2 separate regions of the Homo sapiens genome follow, and region 2 is linked to region 1. A link is a loop called in an ENCODE intact Hi-C map of the cell type or tissue named here. Cell type or tissue: HepG2. All regions are shown on one strand. Each heading gives the region's core, and the rest is flanking DNA. Links, peaks and the distances in the headings are about the cores only. Region 1 overlaps OR2A14 (olfactory receptor family 2 subfamily A member 14). Region 2 holds the start of LOC105375547 (a long non-coding RNA gene).

Region 1 (5,385 bases), core at 186-5,185:
CCACCATTATAGACTTTTCTCCTTGTGGCCTCTTGTACACAACTGTTAAAAGCACAGTTGATAACCAGAGTTTTATACAGTTTGGATGTAGTTCACGTCTGATTAAATTTCACTTTCACTAAGAATTCTATTTGTTTCTTTCTTTATTCCTGCTCTTTAGAAATAGTTTATTCTAGGCTGCTGGGGTTTTTTTCCCCGAAATTCCTTACTTTACAAAAATTACAAATAAAACTATAAACCCAGATTTGCTTAATTATGAATTTAGATTAACCAAACAATTGTATTTATTTGGTAATGACTGGATTTTTTTTTTACTCCTAAAGCATCCAAATGCCTGCTACCTAGGTCACTGGGCCTTGGAACAGTAGGAGCACAGATGTGTACACCACAGATGGGAGCCAGGAGGGACTAAAAATATGCAAAATATCCATGTGCTTGGAGGTCTCAGGGATAAAAGGCTTCTCCTTTTCAGCTTGATTCATTGGGACATTAACACAACATTTGCTGTGTCCAAAAATTGACAACTACCATTCTGGCATTAAAATTATATTGTGCAGAAAATTAAACAGTTTCCTATTTCAAATATGTGCTCATTGGAAGTTCTGTACATACATATCTTTTAACTGTATTCTGCTTTCATGAATCTAAAAGTAAATCAATTATTATAAAGTCAAAAGTATATCAGCTAAACTGATGAATTTTTTATGTCAATTTCAGATTGTTAAAAATATAAACAAGGTTACAAAGAATAAGTACAATCTCCTGCTCACTATGGTTCAGGTACATTGTGTTTCTTTCTTTCTCTTCCCAGAACTCACCAAGTGCATCTTGTTCAGAGACTTTGCGTTTACTGTTCCATTACTGTTCTCTGTGTAGAGAATGATCCTCTTTTGGCTCTGGGCAGGGTTGTGGCCTTCATGGTTTAGGTTCCACTCACCTGTCTCCTCTTAAGAGAGACCTTTTCCAACCATCCCATCTAAAGGAGACCCCCCTCAAATCAAGTAGCTTTCTATTATTTTACCTAGATTATTTCCTTCATTGTTCTTTTCATGGCCAGCAATTATCTTTACTTGTTTACTCCTGGTCTTTTACAGTGGTAATGAATCATGCCCTCTCTCTGTTCCAAGTCTGGAAAAAATGAGTTGAATAATACATGAAAGAATCGGATATAATTCAAAAAGGTATTTTATTAATAAAGTCTGTTGAAAAGCATGGTTTATATTTTCAACAAAGTTTCTCTCCAAATTAAAATCACAACCATTAGCTGACACCCCTTCCCCACCTCCAAATGGGACTGAACATGCTCCTGATACCTTAATCCCAAGCAGATAGAAATGCATGCAGGTGAAACAGAGAACAGAGAAAGGTCACCCTCAGTTTCTCTTTCCTGTTTCACAAATCATATAAATTAGGGGAAAGAGAGAGGCAGGTATACTCTAAAACAATTTTATCCAGGGGCATAGAGGTTTCCTTCCCTAAATAGAAATGTGAGGTGTGGAAGAGAAGCACATCACCTTAATATTACTTCTTTATAATCTGCCTCCCTTTCAGAATGTGTTTACATCATCCACAGCTGGGCCTCTAAAGCTTAGAACAGTGGCTGAAACAGATCATGCACTCAAGGATCATTCGTTAAGGGATATACAAAATACAAATATAAGTTACAGAACATTGTTTGCTTATGAAAGTAACAGAGATTGTAATTGGTAATGCCTAGTACTGACTATGTGGCAAAGAGACATGATTCTTACACACTGTGGGAGGGAATTGCAATTGGTCAGATTTTCTAGATGGAAGTTAAAATAGGGATAAAAACCTTAGAAATGTCTGTATATTTAGCATCTGCAATTTCACTTTTAGAATATGTTCTAATAAATAATTATGAATATAGGCAAATCTTAAGTTTAAGAGAAATGTATCTCAATGCCAATAAAAATAAGAAATAAACAAAAATTCAAACAGTAAGAAATTCAGTAAATTGTGACAGAATATTGTGCCCCTTTAAAATAATGTCCATAAAATATAATTTCGATACAGGAAAAGTATTATATTAAGTGAAAAATTGTAATGTTTAAATACTCTGTACAATACCCTATTTTAATATATAAATTTGAGGATCTACGTATTTACTAAAATAAAAGACATCAAAATTGTTTTTTTAAAAGTATCCTGTTGGATTTGAACCTTTAGCCTGATTTGAAAATAAAGATAGTCCTCAGGCTGTTTCTGGAATAAATGTGAAGTGTTAACAGAACAGCACCAGGTCACATGGTTTCTCCACCTGATGAGGCCATCCGTCCTGTTCATGGCCCTTGGTCGCCCCCTGCTGGCTGGATAGACCCAGACCCTCCAGGAAGAGCTCCTTAGAAAGAGCTCACCAGCTGGGGCTGCACCTGATCCCATCCCCATCACATGCTCAGATTCCATCTGAACAGCAACAGGGCTGCTGGCATGATCACAGGTGATGGAGAAGAATACAGTTAGGGGAACCGACAGCAACCCCAGTTGCCATAGCTGGGAATATATTGATGACAAAAGACTCTGTCACACTGGAAAGTAAGATAAGCTCTGAGAGATGTCAACATATTAAGTTATAATCGAGAAAAGAGTCCAATAAAATACAATTACGATACAGCGATCATCTTTAAATGTAACCACTTAATGTAAATTGGTTTTTCTTTTGAATTTCTTATTTAAAAGACCTCAGAAATGTCACCATGCTTAGTTATTTTAAAGATATATACATGTATTCATTGTATGTAGCCAAGAATTATTTCACTCATGCCTAATTTACAATAACAGATGCTGATGAAGAAGTAAGGAAAACTCTCAAAATAAAACTACAAACACCAGATATGGAAAAGAGGCACCTAAAGTTGCTGCTAGGGAGTACTGGCCAGCTTCTGAAAAGGAGCGTCTTATCTCAGAAAGCTTTAAAGAAACTACAAAATTGAAAGCTATTTAAAAGTGATTTCAAATCTGAAATAAGTGGGTAGAAAAGCCTGTGAGGAGGTGAGGGACAGTGAGCAAGCCCATGGCAAACAGAGGGTCCCCGTCCCTGCACATCTCAGACTGAGAAGGAAGCAGGATGAGCAAGTGAAACCACCTCATAATGCAACATTTGTCAAGGTCCTCTCTTCTCAAACTACGTAAAAATCAAGATTTCACACTGAAAGGGAAGCAAGGATACTTGAGTTCTTCAAAATAACACATGTGCGTGTGTATCCCCTTATGTAGGGTATATTATAATAGATCCTGTTTTGTTATATTTTATTAAATGTTATATACATGTACACATACACACACAAATATATATACACATATACATGTATGTATTCTTATTATTCCATTGATACAATGCGATTTTTTCTCATTTTTATGAGCACACTTGGTTAGTTTTGGCAACATATCTGAGAATAAATTCTAGAAAATTCATTCAAAGTTATAATTTCTAAGTGCTCCCTCTGTGCATCTTTGACTGGCCCACAGCTCTGACCTTCCTGTCCTAGATGTCCACAAGAGCATGGAAGGCAACAAGACATGGATCACAGACATCACCTTGCCGCGATTCCAGGTTGGTCCAGCACTGGAGATTCTCCTCTGTGGACTTTTCTCTGCCTTCTATACACTCACCCTGCTGGGGAATGGGGTCATCTTTGGGATTATCTGCCTGGACTGTAAGCTTCACACACCCATGTACTTCTTCCTCTCACACCTGGCCATTGTTGACATATCCTATGCTTCCAACTATGTCCCCAAGATGCTGACGAATCTTATGAACCAGGAAAGCACCATCTCCTTTTTTCCATGCATAATGCAGACATTCTTGTATTTGGCTTTTGCTCACGTAGAGTGTCTGATTTTGGTGGTGATGTCCTATGATCGCTATGCGGACATCTGCCACCCCTTACGTTACAATAGCCTCATGAGCTGGAGAGTGTGCACTGTCCTGGCTGTGGCTTCCTGGGTGTTCAGCTTCCTCCTGGCTCTGGTCCCTTTAGTTCTCATCCTGAGCCTGCCCTTCTGCGGGCCTCATGAAATCAACCACTTCTTCTGTGAAATCCTGTCTGTCCTCAAGTTGGCCTGTGCTGACACCTGGCTCAACCAGGTGGTCATCTTTGCAGCCTGCGTGTTCATCCTGGTGGGGCCACTCTGCCTGGTGCTGGTCTCCTACTTGCGCATCCTGGCCGCCATCTTGAGGATCCAGTCTGGGGAGGGCCGCAGAAAGGCCTTCTCCACCTGCTCCTCCCACCTTTGCGTGGTGGGACTCTTCTTTGGCAGCGCCATTGTCACGTACATGGCCCCCAAGTCCCGCCATCCTGAGGAGCAGCAGAAAGTTCTTTCCCTGTTTTACAGCCTTTTCAATCCAATGCTGAACCCCCTGATATATAGCCTAAGGAATGCAGAGGTCAAGGGCGCCCTGAGGAGGGCACTGAGGAAGGAGAGGCTGACGTGAGACATCTCAAAGGGAACCATGGGGAGGGAGCCTTGCTCCCTGCAAAATATAGAAGTTGGCTTTTTTTTTTTGTCTTCTGCTAGAATAAATGCTACCTTAAACTGGAATACTATAGACCTATACATATAAACTGAAGACACAAATCTTTTAGAAAAGATAGGTAAATGCATTTATAATACTGGATAGGCATAAATTCATAAAGAAGACACAAAAGTCCCTAGATATAAAATTTTTAAGTTCGATAAATATAGGACCTCTTCACATTAATCATTGTGCTCATCAAAGTCACCATTAAGAAAGAAGAAATGCAAGCCACAAACCAAGTGATCGTATGGAAACTACATGTACCCAGAAATGGAACTATTGTTCATACAGTACATAGAAAGAACTCCTTTAAATCAGCAATAAAAAATATAAACAACCAAATTTTATAAAATTAGCAAAACATGTGAACATATACTCTTACAGAAAATACAAGGGGCTGATAAACATACAAATGCTGCTTTCCACCATTAGTAAGCAAGGAATTGTAAATTAAAACCACCATGAGATACTATTATATACCCACTAAGATGTCTGAAATTTTTAATGGCTTATTTATCATTGAGGTTATTGGAAATCTATTTCTAATATTGGAAATGGTCGATACTAGCAGAGTTTGTGCCAATAGTAGCCAAGTCACATTGAGTTAACAGGAGCATAGTACACATCCTCAAGATCAATAATTAGTGACACTTCCTGTGAAGATACACAGGTTAATGCTTAAGGCTTTGAGGGCCATCTTCTGCGTCAAAACAACTCAACTCTGACAAAAGCAGCCATAGACAATGTGTAAACAAATGGGTGTGCCCGTGTTCCAATAAAACTTTATTTGTAAAAACAGGTGGCTGCTGGAATGGTGCCCAGGGACAGTAGTTTGTGAACCCTTG
Region 2 (5,385 bases), core at 159-5,158, 640 kb before region 1:
CACCAGCAGCACCACCACACTGGAGGCCACTATGACCACCTGATTGAAGGTGATGTCCACGCAGGCCGACCTGACCAGTGCCAGTGTCTCACAGGCCACATGGTTCAGCACGTTGTGCCCACAGGTGGGCAGGTGCATGGTCAGTGCCGTCTCCATAGCAGAATTAGCCAGGCCCACTAGCCAAGAGACAGCTGCCAGTGCCATGCAGAGCCTTGGGCTCATCACTGCTATGTAACACAGGGGGTCGCAAACAGCCACGTAGCGGTCATAGGCCATTGCGGCCAGCAACAAAAACTCGGTCCCTCCGAGGGCCAGGGAGAAAAAGAGCTGGGTCCCACATCGGGCAAAGGAGATGGTCTTTCTTTGCTGGTGCAGTGCACCAGCATCTGAGGGACCCTGCTGGAGGTGTAGCAGATGTCCACAAGTGAGAGGTTGCAGAGGAAGAAATACATGGGCAGGTGGAGTCTCACGTCCAGCCAGATCAGGAGCAGGATGAGCCCATTGCCCAGCAGGGTCAGCAGGTAGGCAGCCCCAAATAAGATAAAGAGTCCAGCCTGGGTCTGCCTGTCACTGGAGAGACCCATTAGGATGAACTCACTCACCCAGGTTATGTTGTCCCTTCCCAGTTGGGACATTGAACCTCACTTCTTCAATCTAGGTGGTTAGGAGGGAATGCAAAGGTCTTGGAGAAAAGGACATTTGGTTTCTGACACTAAACCAAATTCTGAGAGGTTCTGAAGGACAAAGTCCCTGTTTTGGCCATCCTTTCACGTCGAGGACCGATCACAGTTACAGTTGTGTAGGAGGTAATCTATCAATGTAGAAGGAATGATAGAGAAGAAAGGATGAAAGAAGCAAAGAAAAACTAAGGAAAGACAATAGGAAAATGGAAAAGGAGGGAAGGAATGTGGAAGATATGAAAGAAAGGAAGGATTCTTCACTGTGGGGAAGCAGTGGGTAAAGTATTGTAATCAGACACTTGAGAACTGTAGGCATGTCCTAGGATTTCTCAGCTCATTTCTTAACTCTGGATTGAGCTGCTCTTCCTGCTTCTTCTAGGGTCCACTAAGTCCAGACAGGAATCCTCTCACATCCTTTTCATTTCTCCCACAAGTCCAGATAAAGCTGAAGTCCTTGAAACCAATATCTACTAATCCCCTGCTGGTGTGCCAGGGTCTGTGCCAGGCATTGGTTACCTGCTGGTAAGTAAGAAAGATAGAAACACGGGCCCTTGCTTTCTTGATTCTTATAATTTATCTAGGGACACAGAGATTACATCAATAATTACAAATAATTAATTAAGTATAATTGTGCTAAGTGCTATGAAGGAGAAGAACAAGGTTAGTATTTGGCTAATTAAATTTGGAGCTTTGTAATTAAATTATGACAGTAGTTATGCCTTACTCCTTAATAACATGCAATTTATATAGTGAGTTTCAGGCATTTATTTAGATGTTTAAACAAATGATTAACAAAGTAATGTTGTGATGCAAGCGTTCGAAAACCAATGATACTCATGTATTACTACTGAGTATGAGGTGATAGAAACCCACAGAATCTTTTCAAACAGAGTGAATTCTCCCTTGTCAGCCAAGGTTGTACCAGTTCATCTCCCTTCTACCATGCTGACTGGTCCTCTTGAAAAATAAAATTAAGTGCCATCACTTTTTCTTAATATAAATATAATCTCCAGATGTATTTCCTGCTCTTAAAAAATTTAATTAACAAACTGATTCATTTATTAAAACATTATTGAGTATATCAGGCACTATGCTTTCAACCAACCTCTAGGAAATTCCACCTTTCAATGTTAGGGATTTGTGTTTAGAAAATCAGCAGTGCCAGAGGATCAAATAATAAATTTTTAAAAATGGATTTTGGTCAAATCTGAGAATCTAATGAGAGCATGTTTGTGCAAGCCACTACAGCCAGAGGACAAATGCCATACATCTGCATTAAGAAAATGAGAGCAGAACCACAGAATAAAATGCAAGAAAGCTGAAATGCATAATTCAATTTATGTTTCTTCTGGCTGGAAACATTGGTGGAGGGAGAGAGCAGAGAGGACCTGGATGGAGCTGGCATCTTGTCTCCATTCAGCCCTGGTCCTGCAGTGGCCAGAAGGTGTCACTGTAGAAACTGCTAAGAATAGAAACTGGCCTTGGGTTCTCAAGGTTGGAGATCAGGTTCTAGGGTCAGAGCCAGGGGCTGGAATTTTGACTGCTGCCCTAGGGAGATGGTTCCCTTGTATCAGCAGAAGTAGATCAATGCTGATCTACTATGATCAGTATGCTGCTTGTTACTATAGACAGAATCTTCACCTTCAGAGTTGGCCTCAAGGATTGAGATACCCTCCAGAAGGTAACCACAACTGTTTAAAATGAAAAGAAATATAGGGGCTAAGTGTTTCATTCCTTTCATTTTATAAACAAGGAAACCAAGGAATAGGGCTACGGTGATTTGCCCAGGTCTCAGATCTACCTGGAGACTAAGCTGGAACAAGGGTCAGGGCTGCCCTGCACATCTAGCTCTACCCAAGCCCATGAGTGAAGGGTGGGAAGGAGTTCTGAAAAGCTGTAGTCTAGGAAGGGAGGCACCTGAGGAACCTCAGATGGGAAGCTCAGGACAGCCATCTATCCTTGAAGAGAAAGACATGTGGTGTGGGGGTAAAGCTTTAAATAAGTCAAGGGGTCTGAGTTTGAGTTTGCCTCTTCCATTAGTCTGCTATGTGCAACTTACTAGACCTCTATGAGCCTCAGTTTCTTCATTTGAAATGCATGAATAATAATAATGCTTATCTCACAACATTTTAAGTAAGATCAGATGAACAAATGAATATGAATGTGCTTTGTAAAGTATAAGTAAACGTAAGTGGCTGTTACTATGCTCAACAAGTCCAAATTACAGAGGTAAAGTCTACCCAGTGCCATGGGGACAAGAAACAATAGAATATGTGCTATAAACGTCAGAAAGTTTTCAGAATGTGGGTCATAAAGCCCCTTGAAATGCATTATATTGCTTAAACCACCTAATTACAGAGACCCTGTTAAATATAGTGAAGAATCAAAGTAGAGGGTTCACCTGTACTCAGTGAGTAGGTAGTACATGCTCTGCACACAGTGTGAACTTAGTACTATTTTATTCCAATACATTTTGGTGATGTTTTTAGATGATGAAAAACTATTTTTATTGATAGATGGCCTCGTTCTTAGCTTTTTGGGACAGAGAATTTTATTCCACTTTTCTCACCTTGGTAAACATGTACTGAGCACTGTTCAGCGCCTGGTCCAGTGGAAGGTATTGGGATAACAAATCAATCAGTCTGGTCTCCTGCTTAGGAACTCAGCCTGCAGGGAGAATAGAAAGAGTGAGTCATCATGACCTTATCAGGGGAGTTTTCAGAGGAAGCTTGATGAAGACATCTGGTAAGAGGAGACATAGAGTCTGGCTATGTAATCAGCTCAGCAGATCTGTAGAAATAATAAAGTAGAAACAAAAAACAAAACAAAACAAAAACAAGAAATAGTGCTCTTGCCTCTTAAAAAAGTAGATGAGGTTTAAGGTATGCTAAGATTCATATAAGGAGGCCTGGGCTTCAAGCTGTATCAGGAAACCATCTACGTATCCATTGGGTACATTGCTACATTTTAAAGCCACAGTTTCTTCATCTACAGAATGAGCAAGTTAGATTAGGTACATTAAGATTTCTTCCAGCTCTAAAGATTTGTGATAAGTGAATATACATAATCTGTGGTTTAAAGTAGTATAGAAGGGAAAAATAGATCCTTTGGTGTTTGATTGCTCTAAGCATGCATAGCTAGTGGGACTGTAGGCAATGAGATATGAATTAGTGGGTTTTGGGTTCAAAGGATTCAGATCTCACACATAGCTGATTGGGGAGGTGTCAATGAACGGGACTAATTGACTCAAAACCAGAGACTAAGGAAACGGGGAAGAGGACTACACCAGTAGAAATGGCAAAACTACTTGGGCCAAGGCTGAAAGGCTGGTAGCCTTCTGATACGTAAGCCTCCTTCCTAAGCACTGCAAAAGAAACTACCATCAGAGTGAACAGGCAACGTACAGAATGGGAGAAAGTTTTTGCAATCTACTCATCTGACAAAGGGCTAATATCCAGAATCTATAATGAACTCAAACAAATTTACAAGAAAAAAACAAACAACCCCATCAAAAAGTGGGCGAAGGATATGAACAGACACTTCTCACCATCTTCTTTATCAAGAAAAGATGAAGGTCTATGTCTATCTTTGGTTCTTATACCAATCCAAGCCCTTCTCCATTCCTTCTTATCTCCAACAGAATAGAAATGCCTCAAGGCCAAGAAAAGAGTCATCTCCCTTTTGACTTCCATTCTTTAGTTTTTAAAATGTATATCTACATATACTGAGCACTTCAGTTTATGCTGTTGATTTGGTGACTGACAAGAACTAGGACTCTATCAAGTGGCTTGAAAACACTGATTTATATCATCTAGGTCACGGGAGGAATTCAAAGAGCCTCCAACTACAACCAGTGAGAAAAACAGTGGAGGATCACAAAACAGTCCCGGGTGCTCCCAGGAATTTGGGCTTTATCCTCCTACCACCTCCTCTTAGCCTTCCTTGTGGGTGACTCACCAAGGCTGAGTGCTCACTTCATGCACAGGACATTTTGAATGTGGAGATGTACATCTCTTAGAAAGTCCTTGATACAGTTGTTCATCCTCTTCTTCGTGATGCAGGCTTTACTTTGTCAGTATTAGCTGATAACTTTTCAGAATTTAGGCATCCCCAGAGGGAAATTACTTGCTCTTGGTGTGTTTCTTACTCATTCTTCCCCACAGCTACTTCTCTGCAACCACAGCTCCCTCCTCTACTAAGTTCCCTGTGGAATACATATTCTAAAAACATTTTATTTCAACTTTTAATTGTCCTTCTAGTTCCTAGCATAATGAGCCCTTCTGTAACTCTTTTATATCTTTTACTGCCCTTCAATGCTGTGGCATCACTGAGGACTTTTAGTAGAAGTTGGGATTCAGAAACATTTACTTTTCTGACCTGGTGAGAAGGGACTGAAAGTAATTGAGATAGGAAAGAGAAACTAAAATTTTAGAACCTGGTCTCCTTCCTAAAGGAAGAAAATGAAAGCACCTTCACCCCTCCTCCCACACACCTAGTTTTAGTGACAGTGACATCTAGTTTTAGAGTGGTGAGGACACATCGCACATTAGAATCATCACATCCATGGCCTGGGAGCCATTGAGAAGTCTCAAGTTCACAGTCATTAAAATAGTTCTGCAGGTTCTTTGATGGTCTCCCACATCACATTCCTGTTGTGTTTCCTTTGCATATTTTCATATTACTAGAAGTTTTTTCTTTATCAGCT

What was found. Peaks named below come from ENCODE experiments on the same cell type or tissue, not always from the same donor. Only the 100,000 strongest peaks of a DNase experiment are listed, where the experiment ranks them.
Region 2: it touches region 1 in a loop (23-fold over the local background); 4 of 110 quality-filtered maps call a loop at or near these places.

What each region holds. Positions count from the first base shown.
Region 1 is chr7:144,125,590-144,130,974 of GRCh38, forward strand. It overlaps OR2A14 (olfactory receptor family 2 subfamily A member 14), which reads left to right. Exons shown (of 2, transcript NM_001001659.3): 2 at 3,490-5,385. The coding sequence starts at 3,524. The coding sequence ends at 4,456. Among named protein-coding and RNA genes, the nearest start is that of OR2A14, 5.1 kb to the left of the region's middle. In HepG2, for the core only: a CTCF peak has its summit at 2,321 (motif pointing left); a DNase peak (open chromatin) is centred at 2,302.
Region 2 is chr7:143,488,777-143,494,161 of GRCh38, forward strand. All of the region lies in intron 2 of EPHA1-AS1 (EPHA1 antisense RNA 1), which reads left to right. It overlaps LOC105375547 (a long non-coding RNA gene), which reads left to right and starts at 4,201. Exons shown (of 2, transcript XR_928075.3): 1 at 4,201-5,385. It also overlaps the pseudogene OR2R1P. RefSeq lists a silencer at 3,200-3,494. In HepG2, for the core only: a CTCF peak has its summit at 2,125 (motif pointing right); a DNase peak (open chromatin) is centred at 2,135.